Linked DNA regions of Mus musculus: region 1 is linked to region 2. Evidence: chromatin contacts called from ENCODE POLR2A ChIA-PET data. All regions are on one chromosome and are shown on one strand. Each heading gives the region's core, a stretch centred on a gene start or an enhancer-like site at or near the end of the contact. The rest is flanking DNA. Distances are from core to core; before and after follow the strand shown.

Region 1 (3,840 bases), core at 1,215-3,714, 73 kb after region 2:
AAAAAGAAAAACCCATCTTTGACTTCCTTGAGCACTGAAAAGGTAGCAGAGACTTTCCATATATCTGCATCATCTCTTCTGCTACCTTCCACTGATACATAGGACTCACTGACTCATACATTAAGAAAAAACACGCTTAAGGTTTCATTCTGTTCTAATTTTCAGTTATGTCCTGTCATGAGTGCCTATGTAGTACCCTTGGAGACCAGAAGAGGGTGACAGGATCCCTGGAGTTACAGCAGGCAGAATGTAGTACCCTGTGGAGACCAGAAGAGGGTGACAGGATCCCTGGAGTTACAGCAGGCAGAATGTAGTACCCTTGGAGACCAGAAGAGGGTGACAGGATCCCTGGAGTTACAGCAGGCAGTGAGAATGTAGTACCCTGTGGATGCCAGAAGAGGGTGTTAGAATCTCTGCAGTTACAGCAGGCAGTGAGCCACCAGAAGTGGGTGCTGGGAAGAAACTCCGTCCTGTGCTAGATGGAGCAGTGCCACACTGTTCACTGTGGGGTCAGCTCTGCAGCTTCTATTACAGTTTTTGTCTATATTTACTGAGCTCAAACCCAAGTTTTCTGGTGCACAAGGCTCCTTCCCACTACATGGCTTGACATTTGCAGGTCAGGCAGAGAATATGTACAGTACTCACAGAAACCGAAGCAGGACCGAAAGATGGGCAGGGCGGACTGGCAGGGAAGAGGTGACTCACGCTTGCAATCTCAGTTTTGTTTTTCGGGCTTTTTTTTTTCTTCCTGTTCCAAGATCCATATTATATGACATGTGGTTCATCGTGTTTACGTATGCTCCCTTGTCTGGGATAGTTTGTTAGTCTTCCCTTGTTTCACATTAATGTAAGTTTTTGTTTTGAGGTTGGTTTTAGATGTGTAGTGCAAGCTAATCTTATTTGTGATCCTCTGACCTGAGTGTTTTGAATGCTGGAGTTAACAGATATGGACCAACACGCCTCCTGTTAACCTTGACATTAAAAGTTTTTTTTTTTTTTTTTTTTTTTTTTTATCAATCGATCCATTAATTGTGTGGGGGGTATTGTGTGCCACAGAGTCAGTATGGAGGTCCTGTGGGAGCAGAAGTTGGTTTTCTCCTGTCATATGAGTTCTAGGTTTACACAACCGAGCCATCGCAATAAGCCATCTATATGTGTGTATAAATGTGCATATACATGTATACATGTGTCTACACACAAGTGTGTGTATATATATGTGTGTGTGTATGTATGTGTATATATATATGTATATGTATATATATGTGTGTGTGTGTGTGTATATATATGTATGTATATACACACACATACAGGTTCTCACGGTTCAAACTCTATAATCCTGGCTACTCTTCAATTCTCAGCAAGCCTTCATTCTCAACTTCCCAAGTGATGGGATTACAAGCACGCCTTTAATCCCAGCACTTGGGAGGCAGAGGCAGGCAGATTTATGGGTTCAAGGCCATGGTCTACAGAGTGAGTTCCAGGACAGTCAGGGATACACAGAGAAACCCTGTCTCAAAAAACCAAAAAAAAAAAAAAAAAAAAAAAAAAAAGGTGCTTCAATTTTCAATTTCTGTAAGTGCTACACACACAGTGCCTGGACTGCAAGTACTGGGAGGCACCTAAGCCACAGAAAGAACTTAGATTTGAGCTCAGAACCTACTTTGTGTTTTTTCTCTCTCTCTTAGCCTTGGCTTTTTTTTTTTTTTTTCCCAAATGGAGAGGATAAGCTGTCTTAATTATCACTTGTTTCGTTTCAAAACCAGAAATGCTCGGGACTTGTAGTTTATTCCTGTGGCGTTGGTGATTGAAACGAGGGCCTTGTGCACAGTTTAGCTACATCTTCAGTCAAAAAAGGAAACCGAAGCCAAATTAATACTTTTTTTTGGTGTTTTGTTTTCTGTTTGTTTTTTTCTTGCAGTGCTGGGGATCGAAGTCAGAGTTTCTATCTCAGCTCTATCTCTACATTTTCAAACGTTGTTTATGCCTGCAAAACCTTGACAACGCACAATAATCCTGTACTTATTGCTGAAATATTTCAGAACTTTGGAGACAGGCTGGCAATCATTTTACCTTAAAAAACGGTCACGGGAGAACCTTACTCGTGAAGAGTTGCCACTGGCTAGCATGTCATAAAAGGGCCGAGGAAGAAAGGAAAGAAAAACTAGAAGAGACGTTTCGATGGAAACACGCAGTCCAGGAGGCCTCCTCTCATTCTGATTTCCTATTGGGTAAGCTTTCCATCAATCTCATTTGTAAATAAACCGCGGACGGAAGCAGATTGCGGGGAAAGGGCGGGCTCTTCCTGTCGTCACTGCCAGGATTGGCGTTGCTAGGAGGTGTGGCTCCTAGGGGCGCGGGAGGGCGGAGCGCGCGAGGCCCCGCCTGCTCCACGGGTGGGGGTGGGGGCGGGTCTCGCAGCCGATTGGCTGCCGGCGCTGCCCGTTCGGAGACAGTTGCTGAGGAGGGGCACGCGAGGAGGAGGCGGTGTGAGGCATCCATGGCGGGAGGAATCAAAGTGTCGGTGTGGTCGGCGGTTGGTCCAGGGCCCCGGTGCTGGGGGGCCGGGGGCGGCGGCGGCGCCACATGGCTGCTCTTGGTCGTCGCCGGCTGCGTGGTCTGCGGCTCAGGTACCACCCGGGCAGCGGCTGCCCAGGGGTCGGGCGCGAGGGCGTTAAATGTGGAAAAGTGGTTTCTTATCCCGAGGGTGCGGCCCGTTACTCGGAGCAGCTCGGGACGCTGAGTGAGACGCTCCAGGGACGGTCCGCACTGACGGGTCCCGGGCCGCCCTCCGGACAGCTCGGGTCGGGCGGAGGCCTGAGCCTTCCCCAGGAAGGGAGGCCTGGGCTGGTTGACACCCTTTAGGGGGGAAACCACGGAGGGGCTCCGAGGTGCTGCTAGGTCTCTTGAATTTCTGAGTTAAAACGGATTTCTGGGTTTCGCCCTGAAATAGGTCAGGAGAAAGCAAACGCCCCACTCATTCAGTTTACTAAAAACACCCCAGGGATGGATCTGTCTCGGTACAGTGGAATAGAGTTCACCTGAATGTTTTTCAAGACAGGGTCTCTCAGGGTAGCCCCTGGCTGTTCTGGAACTCACACCTTAGACCGGGCCGGCCTGGAGTTGAGAGACCCACCTGCCTCTGCCTCCTGTGTGCTGGGATTAAAGGTGTGTGCCACCACTGGCCTCCTGTTAAGATCCTCCTCCCAAATAGCTCCGGAGAACACACCTGGAGTCATTATACTCCAGTTGCCCAGGAAAGATAAGAGGCCATCCGCTTAAGCGGGACGTAGTTCCTAAGTTTATTCATTCTTTCAAGCACATTCATTTTGTACTTTCTGCTGGACAGTCAACTCCGGACTAGGTAAGAAACTTATTTTGTGATCCCGACCAGAAAAAAAAAAAATTAAAAGTTGATAAGAAATCGTGTTTTCCCTCCCTTGTTAAATAGTGGCCGGGAAAATAAGTGATGTTTGCCAACATCCACTGGAGGGAGTAGCAACTCCAGAGAATAAAGACAGCCAAGGCGTGTAAGCACACATCCACTCTCATACTGCCCCCTTCCGTTCCTGCCTGCCTGTCACTTGCTCTCACTTGTGGCTTTAAGATCAACACCCATAAATATATTGTTCAAGAGGGACTGGAGACTTCTTTTGGGAAGAGAGTATATGTCCAGGAAAGATTCTTTTCCGGATCAGGGCCTAAAAGCCTAGAACAGGATTTGGAAGGACTGTCACCTGAATAAACTGTCAAAATGGGGCCTCGGGGTGTGAGGACATAAGGAGATACTAAGCACAGTCAGCAGTTCCTTTGAGATTTCCTTTACAGGACACTGGGGATTGA
Region 2 (3,799 bases), core at 576-3,075:
GGCAAGCTCCAGGTTTAGTGAGACCTTATCTCAAAAACTAAGGCAAGAGGGCAGGGGCGAAAGAAGGGATCAGTGATTCAGACACTTGCTAATTTGCAGTAACTACACCCAGAGGGTGGTTCACAGCTATCTAACTCCACTTCTGAGGGATCTGCTACCCTTTTCTGGCCTCCTTGGGCACTAGGCATGCATAGATACATACATGCAGGCAAAACATTCATACATATGTAATAACAATTTAAAAATAAGGCAGAAGGGTATGGAGGAAGACACCTGATATTGACTCCTGGATTTTGCACGAATGTGTACACACACGCCATCTACACACAAGTACACACACATAACGTGCACCAAGAAAACTAATAATGCAATCATAGTATAGGAAATTTCTAATGAGACTATCAGGTAAGAACATAACCGCAAAGCTGAACTTTACAACTGGGGACTCAAGGCAGGAGGGAGCAGAAGTTGAAGGCCAGCCTTGGCTGTGTAACAAGTTAGAGGTCAACTTGGGCCGCACAGGATCCTGCCTTAAAAATACAAAACAAATCCTGTTAAGAGGGCTGGTGAGTTGGCTCAGTGGGGAAACTGCTAAGCCTGATTCCCTGAATTAAACCCCCAGGACCCAAGCAGTGAAGGGCTCTCATATGTTGTCTTCTGGTTTCCACATGCGCACCATGATTCATGTGTGCACGAATACACACACACACACAAACACACAGAGAGTAAAGAAGTTAATAAAATATAAAAAAATTAATAACCTTTAGCAACACTTTTTTTAAACTTGTACATGCTGAAATGAACACTACGTCTCTGGAGAAGGGATGACGCTTAAAAAGAGAGAAAGTACTTATTTCCTTATTATTTTTCTTGAGTAAGGATCTTGGTGTACTTTGATGTGGGCTCTAGTGACTTCTCTGTCCTCACCTTCAACCCCATGAGTCTCTTTTCCCTTTTCAGTCCTGGAGATGGAACACAGCCTGCCATGAGCCACTCTCCCAGCTCACTCCCCTTTCTTTTCTGGCCTCACCCGTTCAGGTCTCCCAGTTCATTAGGCAGAAGAGAAGGTGGGTCTGGGCTGTAGCTGAGGTGGGAGAAGAAGACAGGCACACCAATCTAGGCCAGTGTGGCCACGCATGGGGCTATGGAATTAGCAGACTGTGCTGTCTGAGGGAGGAGGTAATGGGCCTTGTGTGGGTGTGTGGGTGGCTGGGGAGCTCACAGGGCTCTCAGGATGCCGAGCAGACCGGTCCCCATGCTTCAGGACCCATGTGAACAGGGCCCCCTTCCCAGCTTCCTTCCTTCTTTACATTTATTTCTGTTTGCAGAGGTCTCTCTGAGGCAGGCTTCCCCCATCTCCCCGCACCAGTCGGATGTCCTCACTGGCTCCCCTCTTCTCAGTCATAAGATACACACCCCAACCTTCTGACAACCTCCTGACCCCCTCCCCACCCTCTTCCCTACCGACTTAGGTATGTTCCCAGGGGTCTCACAGAGGTCCCAGTCATGGGGAAGGTTGGGAGGATCTGGCTGCAGGATGGAAGGCAGAAGGCAGTGGATTTTTCCTTCATTCTCCAGAGAACTAACTATAGAACAGCAGCCCCTGTGCAGGTATGTAACCGGGGCCCCTGGAGCTCCCTGACCCCAGGGAAGGCCTCCTCCTGAGGAAGGGGATGTACCAGGGGTGGGGGAGGGTGTTACAGAGACACTTCCGACATCCTCAAGCCAGGGCCCATAATTAGTTTGTGGGATGTGAGCAAACCACCATCCTCAGGGTGACAGCCAGACACTCTGGCGTCAGGAGTGGGGGTGGGGACGAGGTAGGGAGGGACGGGAGCTGGGGCAAATGGAACCCAATCATTCCTCCTGAAAGGATTTTCTCCAAGCACCTTGGTCGCTTCCAGATAGAGTTCCTGGACTCTGCCCCAGAGGCCCAGTGAAGTCCTGAAGCCTGGTAGGCAAGGCAAATCTGTTTGCCAAGGGAGGGGTGTCGCTACCCAAGGTTACTTCCTGCTTCTTTGGGGAAGAATAGCCAGGCCAGGGCAGAAGTTGAGAAGGTTCCCAGGGGGCACATCATAGCCACCTACCCGGTATACCCATGTCTGGCCCCGAGGCAAGGCTGCCATTGCTAACCCTCTTTGCCCAAGCACGCCTGTTGAGTGGGATGGTGAACTAGAAACACAGGCAGGGTAGTTGTCTCCAGTCTCAGCACACAGGGCTCCTTGAGCTACCTATCCCAAAGGTGTCTGGCAGTTCTCTGCTGTGCGCTCCAGAAGGACAGACACCCAATCACAGGTGAACCTTGGACACTGATAACTGCAGAGCTAGAGGTTGATGTCTGAGCAGTATCCTGAGGCCACAGAGAGGAAGATTTGCTCTGTTTTCCACCATCGCCCTCTCTCCCACCCCTGAAAGGACCCTCAATCAAACTGAATCCTTTATAACCTCATGGGACCTTGGCTTTCTTCGAGGGAGCCTCACAGGCCTAGAAGAAGAGCTTACAGACCTACTACAGGAGCGGGGATCTAGCCAGCCGTAGGATGCCTGCTTAGCATCTGTCAGCGAGCACCACCAAACCAAACCAAACCAAACCAAACCAAACCAAACTAAGAACCAAAGGCTATAGGATCCACAGTTCATTGCCCTCAGCCTCATTAGCAAGGCAATCTTTACCACCAGTTTGCACTTTATCAGATCTGGACAGAGTAACAACAGCCCATTACGCAGTTTAGGGAACTAAGTTGTGGTGGGGAGCTCTGGTTTACTCAAGGTCAGAGATCTATGTCTGAGGGCTGGGGACAGATCAACCACAGGCCAGACCCCTCCCGGCAGCCCTGTGTGGCTTTTCGGGGAATGTGACTCGGCCAGCTGTTGACTCTGAAGCAATTACTGTTTGTTTGTGTAACAGCACGAGAGGGGATCTGCACCCAGCCATGCGTGAGTCCAGCCTGTGACACCCTTCCTCACGCTTAGACAGCAAAGTTGCCTCGGAAGAGAAGAGAAGCCTGCATGGGAATGGCCAGCACATCCTAAATGCTCCAGTGGCCCGTGGTTCGTCCCTTCGTCTCATTGACTGCCACAGACAGGAAGTAGGCTCAGGGACTTGGCACCTACCCAACAGCAGGACGTCCTTTCTGGCCATACTCCTGAGGGTAACAAAATCACATGGAAGCCCAAAGCAAGCCAGGCTCAGGCTCCTCTGCCCTCTGCTACTTAACAATGTCCGTCCTTCCCCAGCCCCCCTGCAGATGCTTCTGTATGGGAAAGCCCCTCTGCATCTAATGACACTCTGCTTTCAAAGACGGGACAGTCCCTGGTCTCTGGAGAGTGACCATTCGTGGCCTTCTCAGTTGACACTTCTCCGCTGAGGCATCCCTTAGCCCTGAACCAGAAATGAAAGAGCCGGCTCAGAGTGAAAAGGAAGAATAGCCATCAATCTGCTCCTGTGTGCAAGGAGCACAGACCTGGTCTCAGACTCTGCCCGTCTCCCCCGCTTCCCTGCCCTCTGAGTGACTCACGGTGCAGGCTGAGGGAGATGTTGATGGTATGCTCATCCACAAAGCCCTTCAGGCCAGGCATCCGGGCACACTTGAGCTGTGTCTGGGCAGCACTGTCCCCAACGTGCACCCAGCATACGGTCTCATTGGCATAACTGAAGTCCATGGCCGTGGTTTGTCGGGTGCTGGTGGGTGTGATGGTAGACACTTGGGCCCCACTCAGGTACGTAGCTAGGATGTTCTGAGAGTTGGCAATCAGTAGCACTGGCGGCCGATCTACTGGCTCTGGGGATGGGACAGAG

Evidence for each region. ChIA-PET counts read pairs that join two places held with the same protein, here RNA polymerase II (POLR2A).
Region 1: POLR2A ChIA-PET joins it to region 2 with 17 read pairs in Patski. The contact joins the promoter of Nemp1 here to the enhancer-like site in region 2. POLR2A ChIA-PET finds 5 or more read pairs at or near these places in 3 of 5 experiments (Patski and embryonic stem cell).

The regions. Positions count from the first base shown.
Region 1 is chr10:127,674,601-127,678,440 of GRCm38, forward strand. It overlaps Nemp1 (nuclear envelope integral membrane protein 1), which reads left to right and starts at 2,465. Exons shown (of 9, transcript NM_001113211.1): 1 at 2,465-2,627. The coding sequence starts at 2,498. It overlaps Gm16230 (a long non-coding RNA gene), which reads right to left and starts at 2,159. Exons shown (of 4, transcript XR_872178.1): 1 at 2,071-2,159; 2 at 197-382.
Region 2 is chr10:127,601,891-127,605,689 of GRCm38, forward strand. It overlaps Lrp1 (low density lipoprotein receptor-related protein 1), which reads right to left. Exons shown (of 89, transcript NM_008512.2): 6 at 3,519-3,782. Gm51820 (a long non-coding RNA gene) reads left to right here. Exons shown (of 2, transcript XR_003949046.1): 1 at 1-1,611; 2 at 2,909-3,799. Among named protein-coding and RNA genes, the nearest start is that of Gm51820, 4.8 kb to the left of the region's middle. Within about 2 kb of position 1,826, at least 3 of the 3 ENCODE cell types and tissues checked have a DNase peak (open chromatin) inside an H3K27ac peak, as active enhancers do.